Linked DNA regions of Homo sapiens: region 1 is linked to region 2. A link is a loop called in an ENCODE intact Hi-C map of the cell type or tissue named here. Cell type or tissue: sigmoid colon. All regions are shown on one strand. Each heading gives the region's core, and the rest is flanking DNA. Links, peaks and the distances in the headings are about the cores only. Region 1 overlaps MPP1 (MAGUK p55 scaffold protein 1). Region 2 overlaps GAB3 (GRB2 associated binding protein 3).

What was found. Peaks named below come from ENCODE experiments on the same cell type or tissue, not always from the same donor. Only the 100,000 strongest peaks of a DNase experiment are listed, where the experiment ranks them.
Region 1: it touches region 2 in a loop (9-fold over the local background); 2 of 110 quality-filtered maps call a loop at or near these places.

The regions. Positions count from the first base shown.
Region 1 is chrX:154,794,441-154,803,182 of GRCh38, reverse strand. The region is part of intron 1 of MPP1 (MAGUK p55 scaffold protein 1); the gene reads left to right. Among named protein-coding and RNA genes, the nearest start is that of MPP1, 6.7 kb to the left of the region's middle. In sigmoid colon, for the core only: no CTCF peak of the experiment used is centred there; no DNase peak of the experiment used is centred there; H3K27ac peaks cover 2,225 bases.
Region 2 is chrX:154,724,000-154,733,651 of GRCh38, reverse strand. All of the region lies in intron 1 of GAB3 (GRB2 associated binding protein 3), which reads left to right. Among named protein-coding and RNA genes, the nearest start is that of GAB3, 22 kb to the left of the region's middle. RefSeq lists a silencer at 2,604-2,898. In sigmoid colon, for the core only: no CTCF peak of the experiment used is centred there; DNase peaks (open chromatin) are centred at 2,931 and 5,511; H3K27ac peaks cover 4,666 bases.

The DNA of each region.
Region 1 (8,742 bases), core at 743-8,742, 70 kb before region 2:
GCAGCAGCAAGCTCTGCCTTTCACTTGCTGCATGGTTTTGGGCAAGCTGCTGAAGCTCTCTGTGCCTTAGGTTTCTCTCCTTTATGAAACTGGCAAGTTTGGAAGGTTGTGGCAACATTTACATGAGATAATGCTTGACAAGGACCTTGAGCCACACTGGGACATCCAGGGTAATGACCCAGTATCTCCCTAGGAGCTGCCTGCCCAGTAGTAGCAGTCAGAAAGTTTTCCTATAATGGCAAGATTTGAAGCAGGAAAACCTGTGAGGAAGTTGTTGGCTTCAATAGAAATTATAAAATTATTTTGCTGAAAGTTTCATTTAAAGGTGTCACTTTATGGAAAAAGGCTACCGATTCAAAACAAAGTTTCACTTCCAATTATAATCCACATTTAATACTGAAAGAATATTGTCTAAAGGTAATTTTGCAATAGGTTTGAATGTAGCCTATCTCCCCTATTTAAGTATATCTCCTTCCTTGGATAAACTAATTTTTTTTTTCTTTTCAATGTGGTCTAGGCAGGTTAATGGAGAAACTAATTTTATTAGCTCTCTCTGGCCTTGTTCTTCACAGCAGTATCCATTAATGCACATAAAAGTAGTTGTAAAATTCCCAATACTGCTTTTCTCTTCGGGCCTGTTTGAAGCAACACTTTCCCCAGGACCTGAAGCAATTGGTTGAGAATCCCTGAAAATTCTCTTGGGCCTATCCCACATCAAAAAAAAATCACCTAACAGATAAGTCAGGCTCCAGGCAAATTTCCACCAAGAAAACCTGTTTCTTGGTTCTTAGGCCATCACATGCAGCATTACTCCCCGCTGGTGGTCACTGAGTGTGACGCAGTGTTGTTTGTTGCCTACTCCAGGTCTGCTGCTGGAACTAAGAGGCAAATAAGGAAGGACGCAGACATGGAAACAAATACAGTAGTGTGGTGGTGATGTGATAGAAGCAGCTGTGGAGCGCTGTGGAGCAAGGAGGGGCACCCAGCACAGTGGGCTCTTGCATTTCGCAGTACCTAGGCTGTAACTGGCAGGTGGTACCTGGGCAGAGGGAACAGCCTGTGCACGGACACCAAGGTGCATGCCGAGTGCGGCACCTTCTGCGATGGCAGGAGGTTGAGTCTACGGTGTGCATGATCACTGACTCTGCTTCTGACTAGTTATAATTTCACCTGAGAAAGAACTTTCGCTGCAGACTTGGATCTTGCTGTTTCCTTTGCAAAGGAAATGGTTCCGTTCAAGGCTTTTCTTTTCACAGAACTGATACTAGAAAGTAAAGTGTAATTTTCAAATTATTTAGTCCTCTGCCCAATTTCCCCAGTATGTGGTGTGGTCTCAGCCAGTCTGCCTTTCCTGTCCTTCACTTCCAGGAACTTCATGACTTTTTTCTGTTTTTTGTTTTTTTTTTTTTTTTTTTTTTTTTTTTGAGACAGAGTTTTGCTCTGTCACCCAGGCTGGAGTGTAGGGGTGTGGTCTTGGCTCACTGCAACCTCTGCCTCCTAGGTTCAAGCGATTCTCCTGCCTCAGTCTCCCAGCTAGCTGGGATTACAGGCGCCTGCCAACACGCCTGGCTAATTTTTGTATTTTTGATAGAGACAGGTTTTCGCCATGTTGGCCGGGCTGGTCTCGAACTCCTGATCTCAGGTGATCCGCCTGCCTCGGCCTCCCAAAGTGCTGGGATTACAGGTATGATCCAGCGCCCTGGGCCTTTCATGACTTTTTTTTCAAAACTGGAAGGGCTTAGGATACCTTGCAGATAAGAATCTGCTTTTATTGTGGCTAAGCAGATTTGAGTTTCATCATGAACGTTCTATTCTTTTCTAACTCATTTGTTCTCCCTACACAAGACACTGAAGTATAATAGAATACCAGGAACAGATATTTCAGGTTAAGATCAATTCCCTTAAATTGGAGTTTGCCAACCTGGGCACTGTTAACACTTTGGGTCTGATAATTCTGTTGTAAAAAGTAATACCTCGCCGCTAAGTTGTGACAATCAATAATGTCCTGAGACAGTGTCAAGAGGGGAGACAAAATTAGTTGATGCAGAGATTTTTCTCCTAAGCAGTGAGTTGTCTCTAACCTTTCAGTGTTGCTAAAAAAGAACTCTGGGTGTGGAGTGTAGAAAGGCAAGACTAAATAGCCATATTTCCAAAATTGGCTGGGGTAGGGGAAGTGACGCCAGAGGAGGGGAAGAGGAACTTTCGTAACATAGTCTTGCTTTTCTTTTTTTCTTTCATATGAAGAAATATACATGAACAAAACACATAATAGGTTTTCCCTCAAAAGTTATCTTCCTTGCGAGGCCTTTTCTGCTTTATTTTCCTCCTTAGCACCTGCCATCATCTCTGAATATTCTGCACAGTGCAGAGGCAGCCTTTATGTGAGGGACACAGCACCTGCATTCTCTCCATGTACCTGCACAAACTCCAAAGTCCATGCTTATAGTTTAACTTCTGGAGTCTGAGGCTTACTCATCCTTTAAGCTCAGACAGGTTTCTGAACCATTTCATGTCTTCAAATATTGACCACAGAATGGGGATGAGCATTTGATTTAACGAGTGTTGTTATTTGCACACAGCTCCGGCACTGGTTTAATGGCAGTGTGGGGACTCAGTGCCAGGTATCTGCAGCCCTGTGTTTCTGCTGTGTGGAACGGTGCTACTTGAGTTTCCTGTTGTTTTTTTTCCCCAGTGGAAGCAAAAGCCTTTGCATGTGTACTGAGAGCATGGGGTAGAAAAAGCTCGTTGGGAAGGGATCTCTAGAGACTTGGCCTTTAGGTTGATGTATGTGTTCCCAGATGGATTTAGTACCTGAGAAGCAAAGCACCTGGTTAATGTATGATTTTAAGACAGTACCTGCCAGAATATCCTGGCTCTTAGGCCTTCCTCTCTCCCTAGTTCCTGTCATTTGTGGTTAAACAGTGCTAATCTCTTTCTAATACTTCAGAATACCCTTGGCTTTCTCAGTTTCTCTTGTTTTTTCCCAAAGTGGAATAGGATACTGCCCATGCAAAGAGAGGGAATTTGCGAGCACCTGGGGCCAGGGCTTGCTGGGCAGCTGTCTGGCATCATCTCGCCTTCTTGGACTTGGCTTTCTAAGTCTCCACGTGGGAGCAGTTGGCAAAGAGCCTAACAGTAGGCTGAGCAAATATTTGTTCTTTCCTATGTTCACTGTCACTTAATCTAATTGTTTGGATTAGAAAGCCAACTTCAGTTGCCCCTGCTCTATTCACCCCCGCCACCGCCCGCCCCCCGCCAAGTTTGTTTTTCATCTCTTTTTAAATTCCAGCTTCCTTTGAGCAACTGCCTCTGCCCTTTGAACCCTGCTGCAGATGTTTCCTCTGAAGGGGCTTTCAGAGCGGCAGGCATTGCCACTCCAGCACTTTGTCTGATTAAAGGCCAGAGGCTGCAGAACAAAGGCCAGACATGGAGTCCTGGGTGAGTGTTTATTCCCTGGCTCCTCCTGAATCCCAGCAGTCATCCTTAACAGAGCCACTTCCGCCCTGCCTTGTCACTGGTCAGGGGCAGGCCTGCCATAGCTCTGTGGCCTCCTATATCCACTACAGATGATGGTGGCTGCTTTGAGAGGATGATGTGGAGGTTGTGAACTGAACTCTGAGAAATAGAATCTAGTACCTTTGACCTTTATTATTTGTTCAGCATTACTCATGTCACTGACAGTATATGTCTGCATATCTTTTCTCCTATGATGTGTCAGTAATGAGGAGACATGGGGACTAGTTGAAGGAGTTCTGTAAGATGAGGTCACAGAGAGCTGACCCTCCCTTTCTGAGAGTCTCATGAAGACAGGGTGGCTCAGGGACAAGTTCACGGTGGAGAAAATTGTGCTTTGCTTTTGGAAAACTTACTGTTGCAAGTGTGTACTTTAGTTACCACGTTGGAAGTTTCCGTTTTTCTTAGTCATCATTTGCAACTTCTGGGTAAGCGTGATAGTGACTCTTAGTCATCGTAAAGAGGAACGTCTTGTTGGATAAGCACATCTGAAAGACCAACCTTTGGGATGGCAACTCTTGAACTTTTCCAGCTGGAATGGTTCTGCCTCTAGTAAGCTTTGCTGAGTCTTTAATTTAAAGGCTGACATGTAAAAAGCAATCACTGTAATAAAGCTGGATAAGAAGAATATGACATAGCTAGGCATGGTGGCTCACACCTGTAATCCCAGCACTTTGGGAGGCCGAGGCGGGCGGATCACCTGAGGTTGGGAGTTCAAGACCAGCCTGGCCAATGCGGAGAAACCCCATCTCTACAAAAAATACAAAATTAGCCGGGCGTGGTGGTGCATGCCTGTAATCTCAGCTACTCGGGAGGCTGAGGCAGGAGAATCGCTTGAATCCAGGAGGCGGAAGTTGTGGTGAGCCGAGATCGTGCCATTGCACTCCAGCCTGGGCAATAAGAGTGAAAGTCTGTCTCAAAAAAATAAAATAAATAAAATAAAATAAAATTCCTCTAGCCACCACCACAATGAAGATAGAGAACTGTTCCATCCCCACAAAGGCCTCTCTCCTGCTGTCGCTTTATAGTCACACTTGTCTTCCTCCCTACCCCATCCCCGCAACTCCTTGCAGTCACTACTCTGTTCAATGTCTCTATGATTTTGTCATTTTAGGAATGTTATATAAGTGGAATCATATAGTATGTGATGTTTTGAAATAGATTAGCTTTCTTTCAGTCAGGATAATGCCTTTGAGCTGGATCCCAAGTTGTTTTAGTATCAATAGTGTTTTTTGTTTTAATTGCTGAGAAGTGTTCCATGGTATGGATGTACCACGCTTTAACTGTTCACCTGTATTTTGGTTCTTTATAGATTTTGGCTGTTATAAATAAAGCTGTTATGAGCATTCATGTACAGGCTTTTGAGTGAACATAAATTTCCATTTCTCTAGGTGAATATCCAGGAGTGTCATCCCTGGGTTTTATGGTAGTTGTGTGTTTGGTTTTTTAATAAAGTGTTCAACTATTTTCTATGGAAGCCATATCACTTACATTCCCACCAGCAATGTATGAGATGCCCAATTTTCCCTCAGCTTCACCAGTTATGAGTATTGTCACTATTTTTTTATTTCAGCTATTCTGATAGATGTGTAGTGATATATCATTGTTGTTTTAATTTGCATTTCTCCCTGATGGCTAATGATGTTGAATATCTTTTTATATCCTCATTTGCCATCTTTATATATCCTCTTTGGTGAAATATCTGTTCATGTTTTTTGCCCATTTTCTAATTAGATTGTTCGTTTTTACTGTTGAGTATTGAGCACTCTCTTTTTATATTCTATATACCAGTCTTTTATTGGATATGTGGTTTGTAAATGTTTCTCCCGGTCTGTAGCTTGTATTTTCACAATCTTCATGTGGGCTTTCACAGAACAAGAGTTTTTCATTTTGATGAGGTCCAATTTACCAATTTTTCCTTTAATGGATTCTGCTTTTGATGTCATGTATAGGAACTTTTTGCCTAGCTCTAGATCCTGACAAGTTTCTTCTATTTTTTTCAAATATATTTTCTAGTTTTGCACTTTACATGTAAGTCCATATCCATTTTAGAAGGTAAGGTTCAGGTCAGCATTTCCCTTTTTGGTGATGAGTTTCCAATTGCTGCAGCACCATTGAGTTGCTTTTGCATCTTTGTTAAAAATCAACTGGGCATATCTCTGTGGGTCTGTTTCTGGGTTCCCTATCCTGTTCCCTTGATCTGCATGTCTATACCACATAGTCTTTACTGAGACTATACTACAGTAAGTTTTGAAACTGTGCAGACTGAGTCTTCCTACTCTCTTGTTTTTCAAAATTATTTTAGCTTTTCATGGGTCTGTACCTTTCCATCATGTATACGTGCTTTTAGTGTAACCTACATGGACCAAGTGAGTGAAAGCACTCGTGTATGAGAAAAATAACACCCCAGATATAGGGTGATCGGTAGCCAACACTGGCTTCTGGCTGAGGCATCAGTAAGGAATGTGAGAGCTGGGGCCACCTGGAGAGCGATGCCAGATCTTCTGATACTTTAAAAAGAAGTTGGAGTCCCCTGATTTTTACTAAACAAAACAGAGACATGTGGTCGAAATAAAACAGTTTGCAACTTCTGCTTTGGAGATTTTTTCTTTTCTTTTTCCAGAGATAGAGTCTCGCTCTGTTGCCCAGGCTAGAGTACAGTGGTGCTATCATAGCTCACTGCAGCCTTGACCTCCTGGGCTCAAATGATCCTCCTGCCTCAGCCTCACGAGTAGCTAGGACTACAGGCACATGCCACCACACCTGGCTTGGAACTTTATGTAATGCATTCACTCCTTCATTTATTGTCCAACCAATGCAGATCCTACTTCTTGACTCCCCACTTTGTAACAGAACAAGATTACAGGCCTCTTCCTTTCGATTTTTCTCCCCTTTTTACCTGCCAACTTCCTATCATGGACATGTGTACCTTAATATTGTCATGGTGCTGATATTTACAGTCTGTTATTTGTTTCATGATTTGTTTCTAAGTGAGTTCTAAAAAGTAAAAATCAATAAGTGGTTTTTAGATTATTATAACTGGTTGCCAATCCAACATCCCACTTCTCACTTACATATCCCTGATCTTGTTTGGGATGGCAAGATGCTCAACTAAACTAATCTTCCCAGCCTCTTTGGCTGGTGCCTCCTGTATGCACATTCTAGGCTCTAGCTGTCTCAACTCTCCTTGGTCATTCCTCCATCTGCTTTCTGTCTTCTGGAAAGCTATTGAAATCTTGGCCGGGCATGGTGGCTCATGCCTGTAATCCCAGCAGATTTGGGAGGCCGAGGCAGGTGGATCACTTGCGGTCAGGAGTTCCAGACCAGTCTGGCCAACATGGTAAAACCCCGTCTCTACTAAAAATACAAAAATTAGCCAGGTGTGGTGGCGCTTGCCTGTAATCCCAGCTACTCGGGAGGCTGAGGCAGGAGAATCGCTTGAACCCAGGAGGCGGAGGTTGCAGTGAGCCGAGATCACGCCACTGCACTCTAGACTGGGTGACAGAGTGAGACTCTTTCTCAAAAAAAGAAAAAAGAAAAGAAAAGAAAAGGAAAAAAAACAAAGAGAAAGAAATCCTTCAACCCTGATGACTTTTTGTGGGTTTCTATTTCCCTCCTCCCGTTTACTCTTACTTAAACAGGGTCAAGGTTGAGGCAGGACAAGATCCACACAAGTACTTGAACCTGAGTCCCAATCACTTTGGAAAATTCTTTTACTAATTTATTTTATTAAAGTAACACAAGCACATAATACATAATTTAAAAGGTATAACTTGATACACAGTGAAAACAATTTCCTTCTCACCCCATCTTATAGCCACCCAGTTCCTCTCCCTAGAAGCAACCACTGTTTCTTATGTCTCCTTCCAGACATAGTTTATGTATTTTCATTTATTTTATTTTTTGAGACAGGGTCTCACTCTGTCACCCAGGCTAGAGTGCAGTGGTGTAATCACAACTCACTGCAGCCTTGACCTCCCGGGCTCAAGCAATCCTTCTGCCTCAGCTTCCCGAGTAGCTAGGATTACAGGTGCACGCCACCATGCCCGGCTAATTTTTTTATTTTTTGTAGAGACGAGGTTTTACTATGTTGCCTAGGCTGGTCTCGAACCCCTGACCTCAGGTGATCCTCCCACCTCAGCCTCCCAAAGTGCTGGGATTACAGGTGTGAGCCACTGAACCTGGCCAGTTTATGGATTTTTAAGCAAATATGAATATAATCATTCTTTCACTGTTTATGATGAAGCTAGTATACCCTTCATCACATTATTATTATTTTTTGCTTAACAATAAATCTTCAAGATCACCCTCAGAACCTCCTTTTCCTACCTACATGGTGTATCCCGGGTATCATAAGTCAATTTTTTAAATATAAGCCTATCTTAGACAATTTTGTTATAACAGCAATGCCATATGACTTGGTGTCATGTGAGTTTTTTGAAGTTCTAGTTGCTAGAGAAGGCAGTTTCTCTTTCTCAGTACTTCCCTCATTTGAGGTCACCTGATAGCGAATACTACTTCAAACCTCACCATGTTTTTTGTTTGTTTGTTTGTTTGTTTGTTTTTCTGAGACAGGGTCTTCCTCTGTTGCCCAGGTTGGAGTGTAGTGGTGTGATCATGGCTCACTGCTGCCTCCAACTCCTGAGCTCAAGCAATCCCCCTGCCTCAGCCTCCTGAGTAGCTGGGACCACAGGCTTGCACCACCACACTCAGCTAATTTTAAAATTTCTTACAGAGGCAGGAGTTTCACCATGTTGCCCAGGCTGGTCTCAAACTCCTGGGCTTAAGCGATCTCCCCACCTTGGCCTCCCAAAGTGCTGGGATTACAGGTGTTAGCCACTGCACCTGGCCCAAACCTCACCATCTTATCAAAGTTTCTACTTAGAAATCAGAGTCCCTTAGAAATGATGTAAGCCTCTACTCCAGACTTCCTTCTCTCTCATCTTCTAGTCCTTTTCTAGGCCTTGGGCAGGCCAGTGGACACTGCTCAGGCATACCATCTATTCCCATCTAGGGACCCTTCTCCTTCCCCACACAGTGAATGGCACACTCCTCACAGTTCTGCCTATTGGGAAGATCTTCCCTCCCTACTGTCTTTGAGGGTCACCTCTGGGTGTGACTGGAATGCAGCTATCCCCTATTTTCAGCAGACCCTTCCATAAGCCCACTTCAGGCCTATTCCTCCTCCTCGTCCTCCTCCTCCTCCTCCAGGTGGCTATATCATTTTTG
Region 2 (9,652 bases), core at 850-8,849:
AAAACCTTTCTAAACATGATAGCAGAGGAAAAACCATAAAGGAGGAGAGAAGGATTTTTGCTACATGAAAATAAAACATATCTCTTTGCTCATTTATTTATTCAGTCGGTTCTCCAACAAATAATCTAGTGAGTGTCTCCTATATGCTGAACACTATTTTAGGTACTTCAAAAACAATACCAACTTATAAGGCAAATGACAAAATGCGAAAGTTTTTCACATCATACGAGGCAAGCAAAGAGTTCATATTCTTCACTTTTATGAGTAATCCTGATCAATGATTAGAAAAAGATCAGCATCACAATTGGAAAATGGGCAACATACATGAACAGCAGTTCACAGACAGTTCACAGCAGTTCACAAAGGGACGTGACACATAAAAAATAGCATACATTGAATTGCAAATGAGACTGGTTGGTGTTGTTGTATCTGAGTGTGCATATTGACATATTCTGGACCAGTGCTCACTGATTCATTCAGCAAACATTTTCTGAACCCTAACTTGCACATGTATTCTTGGGAGGAAAGAAAGGGCATTTGGGTCAACAGTGAAGAGGCCAAGAGTTTGTCTGGAACTGTAAGCAATAAAGAGTTCTTCCTTCTAGCAGATGTGCTTTGAGCCAAGCAAGTAATGAAACCAAGTTGAAATTGAGAGTGTTCTTTTCCTCTCCAAGTACCTGGGGATAAGTCAGCAGGCAGATGCCCTCTGGGGTCTTAACTTCTCCCACGCTGAGACAGGAGCTTAAGTAAACACTGGTGCCCTGTGGTCTCTGATGGAGCAGCTTCTATTGACTCAAGGTTATGTGCTGGCCGGGGGCTCGGAGGTGGTTTTGGCAACTTCCTCCAGCCAGAGGAGTACTTAGAACTGATGAACCACCCTGAAAAAATTCATTTGGGGCTGTAGCTGACTGCTGGGTTTCCCACTGACCCTGGGGTGCTGGGACCCTTTCTAGAACGGCTCACTCCTTCCCCTGTCATCTCTTTTCTTCCCTCTCACCCTTAGACTCACACACAACACTTAGGTGTTTCAAGCATTTCTACTTTTTAGGAATTCATATATGGTTAGAAAGCCTTCCCAGCTGCCAGTATTACGTAAGTGTCCACCTCTATTTTTTCAGTACTGTCAGTTTCTTTATTTCAATGTAAATGTTTAATCCAGGAAGAATTTATTTTTATTATATGTGGAATGAGATAGAGATTCATTAATTAATTCAACAAGATTTACTGAGTCCCTGTTAGGCACCAGGCACTGTTGGGACATTTGAGAAAGACTTTCTTCAGTATTAAACGTCAGATTATATTATGTCCGATAACACCAGATACAAGGTTTTCTGAATGCTTTCCAAATTCATGTATTTTAGGAAAAAAAATAGGAGGACCTCTTGCTAGACTATGAGCTCATTTTTACAAAATGATGTTGTATTTTTCTCCTCTCCTAGACCTTTTAACCTGAATACACACTCTTCCACAATCCCAGTCATTCAGCTCATGCTTTTCTTCATGTGGAATGAGGTTCCTCTTTGACTCCTCACCCACTGCTCACTCTTCTGATGTGCTAAGCTCTTTGACCTACATAGCTCTAGTCAGCGGATGACAGCTTCTCGACATCACACATAGTCTGTGATTAGGAACCAGACCGAAGCAGACGATCTGATTTCATGGCCACCTCTGCTACATATTCGCTCTTGCCCGACCGCAACTTGCTCAACCTCTGTGTGCCTCAGTTTCTGCATATGTATAGAATGCCCTAAAAAGAGTATTCACTCACATGGGGTCTGTGTGAGCGTCAAATGATTTAATTTAATTTAAAGCATTTAGAATAATTCCTGGGATATACGTGTTAGCTATTAATATTGCTATTGCATATTTTGAGGGATCTGTGTTACTTCATGTTTGTCTGTGACTCTGGTACTGATATCTTCTCATTGTTAATGGACTCCTTTAGAGACAATCCCAGGAGCCACCACACCTGTGCACTCAGCTTGGGCAATGGGGAATGTCCCTAGCGGACACCCATGGGTGTGAGGGTAACATTTTTCATTACTTTTCTTGTGGGAAAAGATGCATAACATAATATTGACCATTTTAATCACGCGTAAGGGGACAGTTCAGTGGCATTAACTACTGTACCTTCATAATGTTGTGTAACCATCACCACTAATTATACCTAACACTTTGGAGTTATTCTTAATGTTTTGCAAGTACCTCTGCTTAGAAGAGCCTCCCCTCAACCACATTGGTCTCACACAACTGGTGAGTTCAGCTGCGCCGTCACTTCCTCTATATTGCACCTTCCTTGATTCTCCATCCAGACTTGATTACCTCCACTGCACCTCAGACACTTAATGTATCACAGAACTTACCAGAGTTTAAAATAACTTTATTCCTGAGTTGGTTTTGGCCCATGGTTTCAACCCGTAATTTTGCATCCTGATCCTGACCTAACATATTAGTGACCCTCCCAGGTTTGTAAACACTTGCAGATTTGATTAGCTGGTCTTAATGACCTCAAAGATTCTGCCACACAAGAAATAATGAGAAACTGGCCAGGATATTCAGTGGCACTTTGGTTGACAATACATGAGGAAGGTCAAGTCCATGTCATGTATGTACTTGAACACAGACCTCTTGGTGTACTTATCTTTGCTGAACATTTCTCCTCAGGATTCTCCCTTCCAAGGCCCACCATACTGTAGAGATACAGGACTTTTCTGCTTCTGTTGACAAGCTATAGAAGCAGATCCTGTGGGCCAGGCCATCTTCAGGACAATCACAGGAAGTTATTCCACGCCTTGGACAAGTCCCAACTCTATCTGGCAGGGAGCAGAAGGTTACAGGCCATCAGGCTGAAAGGTCACCGGCAATCCCAGGGCTAGTGGCATTGAGCCAGGATAGAGAGGAGAAGTGTGTAACCTGCTCCTGGAAACTCCCAACCTTTGTGGCCCCCCTTGGCAAGGAAGTAGAAGGTGGAGGGAAAGGGCCCTCTTGAGTAAAGCTCAGCAGAAAATAGAAAATTAACCAGATTTCTGTTTCTTTAATGATGCTTACCTTTTGCAACACATAAACAACCCCCAGCCTCGTGAGTGCGTTCAAGGTGTAGCTACTGGGCAGAGAACGGGAGATCAGCTTAGAGGAGCAGGTCTTGGGAGGTTACCAAAAATCTCTAAGTTGTTACCAAATGCTTTATTTCATTTCATGTTCTGGGACCACATCCAAAATTCCTAGGGGCCTTGCAAGTGGCAGTCAGTAATTGAGTTGTTAGGTTTTCTAAACAGTAACTAGAATCTACTAAGTATATGTCAATAGCAACACAAGAACAAGAAAAACACGGTAGGGGAAAGTTGTCCATAGTCAGAGGAACAGGGGTGAGGAAGGGTGTCAAAGGAAATGAAAAGTCAGTAAATCAGACAAGAGCAATTCTTATTCCTCTTTCCTTCTTTTCCTCTGTGTCTTCTGGACTCCAAAGAATGTTTGCACATGAAGGGACAGAAATATCCAACTTTGCAATACAGAGCTAAATCAGAGGAAATAACTTTGACAGTTCCATGTGATAGAACAGTGCCCAAAGTGCTCTAGCACATGACTGTTTCCCTGCAGATACCCCCACAGCAAACTGCAGAGCGTGGCAGGAGCAACCAGCTTGAAAACTTGCCTGGTAAAGTTCTAAGCTATCTTGAAGGGTCATCAACCAACTTGAACGGGCACATACCCTCTCCTTACTGTGGCTCTGTTTTCTCTCTTCTTTAATTTCAAATAATTTGAAACAATGTTGTTGAACACTGAATGGGGGAGCCATGGGTTCAGATTCACTGTTACTCAGTGAGAAAGCCACTTCATCTGTCTGAGTACCAGTTTCTTTTTCTGGAAAGTTAGGGTAGTAGCTGCCCTGACCACTGCACGAGATTAGGAATGTCAATTGATAAAAACTTGTAGGAGAAAGAAATGTCATCAGTGAAAGCTCATTTGCCCTTGTTCCATGAGGCCCTGATAGCATGTTACACAATAGTATTATCTGCTAATTGCAAACCAGAACCCTGTGATTCAGTCTGAATCCTTTCCTCTCCCTGGTGGCCCACATGCATTTGGTGACCCAGTCCTGTTAATTCTCCTTGCAACTTGTCTGCTACTGCCACATCTCTAGCTTCATCTTCCGTCACTCCAAACCTCTGGCAGTTACGAACTCATCCAGGTGGCACTCATTAACAGCATTTGGCCCAGTTCTTGGTTCATTGCACCGAGCATCATAGGAGCAGGGCCTGGGTCATATTCTTCGCTGTTTCCCTTGCAACCAACCGGGCTTGGTTCACAGTAGGCATTGGATAAATGTCTTTTCACAAGAGCATTGAGTCCATTTACATTTAAAGTAATCATGGGTGCCTTTGGATTAAAGTCAAGCATCTTATTGTGCTTTTTATTTGCCCTATCTTTTCTAGGTTTCTTTTTCTGCACTTTTAAAATTTCCTTTGGATTGAGTGTCTTTTTGTAAACTTACTATTTTGAAATCACTAGATTCACAGGAAGTTGTAAAGAAATGTCCAGGAAACCAGTGCACCTTTTCCCCCCAGTTCCCTCAGTGTCGCCATCTAGCATAATTCTAGTTCGGTCTCACAACAGCAAATGACATTGATACCCTCTAAGAGCAGCTGTAGATGTCACCCCTTACACGTGCATGTGTGTGCATGTGTAGCTCTGTGTGATTTCATCACCTGTGTAGAGTCATGTACCCACCACTGAAACCAATACTGAACTGTTCCATCACAAAGATCCCCTGTGTTGCCCCTTTATAGCCATACTTTAGTCAGTCATGCTGTCCACAACAACACATTGAGTACGTATTGTATGCCAAGACTGTTAAAGATGTTGGAGGTACTTTAGGGACCAAGATGGGCAACGTCCTTGCCTTCACAGAGCATACAGTTTAGGTCAGCACAGGCTAAGATCCCAGGGAAAGTTGGAGCCAGTTGCTGTTTACTGGGTGTGGCTTGGTTTCCAGGATTTCTGTGTTCTATCTGTAACTCCAACTGCTCCCCAAGCTAGTTCCATCTCCAACGTCTCATCAATTTACATTCAACTTGAAAGCCTTTCACAGTTGGTTCAGGTAGGATCTTAGCAACATTTTTTTTTCTCCTTGTTGTCTTTTAATCTGAGGCATCTCCTATACCTGGTCAATAAGGCCACTGAAAAAGCAGCGCAGAAGGAGACCAACACCTGTAAGCAATCAGAACAATCAGAATCTGAGCACCAAAATCCTGGCGCTCTAGGCGCTCTTGGCCAGGACAGTATGAAGCACGTCCATGGGTCAGGAGGGGAAGAGGCCCACACAATTCCTTTTGGCAGATTCAGTCAAAAAGTGTCATTGCTGAAATGACAGCAGTATTGAAGGATCAAAACGTAGAGCTCCAAATGCAGATAGGTATAGGTTCTCCTCCCTCAGCCTGAGTTGGAAAGCCTGGCTCTGAAGGCAGGTTGCTGACCCCTCCTGTGCACATGTGAAGGAAATGATTTCACAGCTTTGGGATTTCACCACCGCAGAGGGGGCAGAGGGCCAATTCTGCTGAAACAAAGGGACAATAATCACTCTCACCAGAAAAGTAGTTTAAATCAGAGGTGTCTCTTTACAGCCTCAGAGATTTTCAGGATGTTTCTCAGTTCATTTCTGTGTCTTTTGACAATGGATACAATCCAGGCGGGCCACTTCAATTTTATTGGAGTGAATTCTGGAGCCAAAGAAGTGAAACTTGCTATAACCCAGCCAGGTTTATTTTACTGTGCAAGTAGAATTGAGTGCAGGAGGAACGTGTCCAAACTTCTAAGCCTTGTTCGTTGTTCAGTTTAATCCTGAACAACATGCTGCAATATCTGGATAGAGTATTTGCTGGTTTTGAGTTAAAACTCTGGTATGATGCCTTGCCTGACAGCCTAAGTTCCAGCTTGGAGACTGTGTCTATCTGGTTCACTGTTACATCTCCAGCTCCTAGCACATAAATATGTGATGAGTACATTCTGGTGATTAGGTTTGCTATAAACTACAATACTAGTCTTGTTCCTCAAGAGTAGTGTTTTAAACCTAGGTCTATGATATCATGAAATCACATGTACAATTCATTCATTCAACAAGTATTTACTGAGCAACTATCCTGTGCCAGGCACTACTAGGCCCAGAGGATAAAACAGTGATCAAGACAGACAAAGTCTCTACTGTCCGGGAGCTCACATTCTAGTGCTGGAGGCAGAGAATGACTGTGGCTGGCCACTTCAATATGGATGATCAGAGAGGGTCTCTCTGAGAGATGACAATTAAGTTCAGGTGTCAATAACAGGAAGCAGAGATCTGCATGGCAGCCATGCAAGGATCTGTGTGACAGAGTATTCCATGGAGAAGGAACAAGTAAGGCAAAGCCCCCAAGATGGAGAGGAGATTCTACATGTTCAGGAACAGCAAAAAGACCAGTGTGGAAGAGCAAGAGAGTGGCTGAGATGTGAAGTGGGAGAGACAGGCAGAGCCAGTTCATGTGGGACGTTCTAGGCTATGTGAAAGAGTTTGGGTTTTGTTATTAATTTATTGGGAAGCCTTTGGAGGGTGCTAACCAAGGGAACAACATGATCTGATTTATGATTTTAAAATGTTATTGACTTCTTTGTTAAGAATGAATTTATGGGGGGAGTTGAGAGTGGATGTGGGAAGACAAGAGGCTATTTCAATTACTCAGGTGAAAGACAATGGTGACTTGGACTAGGGTGGTTGTGGGGCAGGGGTGGTGCATGGAGAGAAGTGGATTGATTTGGAATGTTTTGAAAGTAGAGTCAACAGAACTCACTAGTGGTTTGGATATGGAGAGTGGAAGCAAAGATCACTCCAAAGTTTTTGTATTTACAGAATGGAAGGATGGCGATACCATTGGGAGGTACTGAGAGGCTGGGAGAGGAGAGGGTTAAGTGGCCATGAAATAAAAGCTGCATTTTGGCCCTGTTAAGTTTGACAGACCTCTTAGATATGTAAGTGGAGATGTCAGTTAGATGGTTGGCTATATGGGTCTGAAGTTCATGGGAAAGATCCAGATTGGAAACATAATTTTGTAAACCATCATCAAATAGATGGTAGTTAAGGGAAATGAGACTGGATGAAGCCTCTTTTATTTTCATCTGTGGCCGCTTACTTTTATGCATCGTGATCTGCACCTCTGCACCAAGTCAGGCCTGGTGAATTAGGATCTCTGGAGGTGAGGTCCAGGAATGTGCATTTTTAACAGCTCTCTGGGTGATTCTGGTTATTCCTCTCTTCCCAGGCTTTTCTATCTGTGCTTCAGGTTTGATGATCACTTCTTCAGAGTCTGAGATGTTATTATGCCCATCTAGTGTATTTTTTTTGTTTCAGATATTGTATTTTTTACCTACACATGTTCCATTTTTTTCTTGTCTGTAACTTCCATTTCTCTCATTATGTTCGTATTTTCCTTTAAATCTCAAATGTTATAATAGCTGTTTCAAAGTTGTCTGCTTATTCTATCATCTCTGTTATTTCTAGGTTTCTTTCTATTGACTGATTTTTCCTTTGGTTATGAGTCATATTTTTATGCTTCTTTGCATATTTAGTAATTTCTTGGGTGTTTTCATTGTAAATATTATATTGTTGAGTGTCTGCTTTTGTCTTTCCTTAGAGTGTTGAATTTTTGTTTTGGCCAGCAATTCATTACCTTGCTGATGAACTTGATCATTCCAAGCCTTCTTTTTAAGCTTTCTTAGGGCAAGTCTAGAGCAGCCTGTACTCTAGGGCTAGTTTGGCCTTACTCCTGCTTCTAAGATGTGGCCTCTCTTTGAGTCTCTACTGAATGTTCCAGGTCTCTCCATTATGGCTGATCAGCACTCAAACATCTCCCAGCCCTGTGTGAGCTCTGGCAGTTGTTTAGATTGGGGGTCTTCAGTAGTTGTTTTAGGATGCACCTCATAGGGTTTCACTCTACACACATGAATGTTAGTATTCAGCCAAAGTCTCATGGGGAAACACCTATGTAGATTTGTAGAGCTCTTTCTCTACATAACTGTGTTCTCTGTGGTCCTTTGTCCTGCAAATTCTAGCCACCTCAACCACCCAGAATTCCGATCTCTGCTTTCTCAACTCTGTGAGATAGCCATGGTTGAGAAAGTGCTTACAGGATGAAAGCCAGGGTGATCAGGGACTCACCTCTTTTGCTTTCCTTTTTATAGAGGCCATAGCTCTGCACTGACTGCCATCTAATGTCTATTTCATGTATTTATTTGGTCTAGTTTTCTAATTGGTTTTATGGGTAGGAGGCAAGTTCAGTGTCCAGTACACTAATGTGGCTGGAAGTGGAAGTCCTTCCAGGTGATTCAGATGCATAATAAAGGTTGCAGAGTGTATTAGTTTCCCAGGGCTGCTGTAACAAAGTACCACAGACTGGGTGGCTTAGACAAGAGAGGTCATTATAGTCTCACAGTTCTGGAGGCTGGACATCTGAAATTGAGCTGTCAGCAGATTTGGTTCCTTCTCAAGGCTGTGAGGGAAGGATGTGTTCCAGGCTTCTCTCCTTGACTTGTAGATGGCCATCTTCTCTCTGTGTCTTTTCACGATGTCTTCCTTCTATGCATCTCTGTGTTCCAATTTCCCCTTTTTATGAAGACACCAGTCATATTTGATTATGACCCCACTTTAACTTGCTAAAGACTATTTCCATATAAGTTTATATTCGGGGATACTGGGGGCTTAGGAGTTTAACATATGAATTTGGGGGGGCGGTGACACCTGCCATTGCATAGGACCCACTTCAGCCTTGCAGGTACTCGCACCTTTGTTCACTCCATTAAGAAACAAACTTGGAGATGTTTGTTAACTATGTAATCAGCAAGTTGGATTGTTTTAAGATGAGAACAATGTGTAGCTTTTACTCTCAGAAGAATGGGATTAAACTGTTCTCTAACAATTTTTTAAAAACTAACAAGCCTGTGACCTAAACACACCTTCCTGGAGGAGACTAGAAATTAGCACAAACACCTTTCCACAAGGTTACAGGATATTGCAGGGTTTTGTTGTTAGAGATGATACTGGTCGGTGGTAATGAGTCAGCTTGGTTGCTGTGGCAGGAAAGGCTGATGGGAAGTGGATCTTTCGATGGTCAGAGCTGGAAAAGCCCTCAGAGCTCATCATTGTATAGTATGGAGACATGGGCTCCAGAAGGGGAGAAGCAGTTTCCCCAAGGCAAGTGATGCCATGAGCCCTGGGGGCCAACAGTCACATTGTCATTTTATTTTTATTTATTTATTTATTTATTTATTTATTTATTTATTTATTTAAGATGAAGTCTCACTCTGTTGCCCAGGCTGGAGTGCAGTGGCCCAATCTCGGCTAACTGCAACCTCCACATACTGGGTTCAAGCAATTCTGCCTCAGCCTCCTGAGTAGTTGGGATTACAGGTGCGTGCCATCACACCTGGCTAATTTTTGTATTTTTAGTAGAGACGGGGTTTCACCATGTTGGTCAGGCTGGTCTCGAATTCCAGACTTCAAGTGATCCACCCGTCTCGGTCTCCCAAACTGCTGGGATAACAGGCGTGAGCCACCGCACCCAGCCCACATTGTCGTTTTATAAGTTACTTTTACATTGATAATGTTTTGCCATTGTTTCTCATTGGTTCA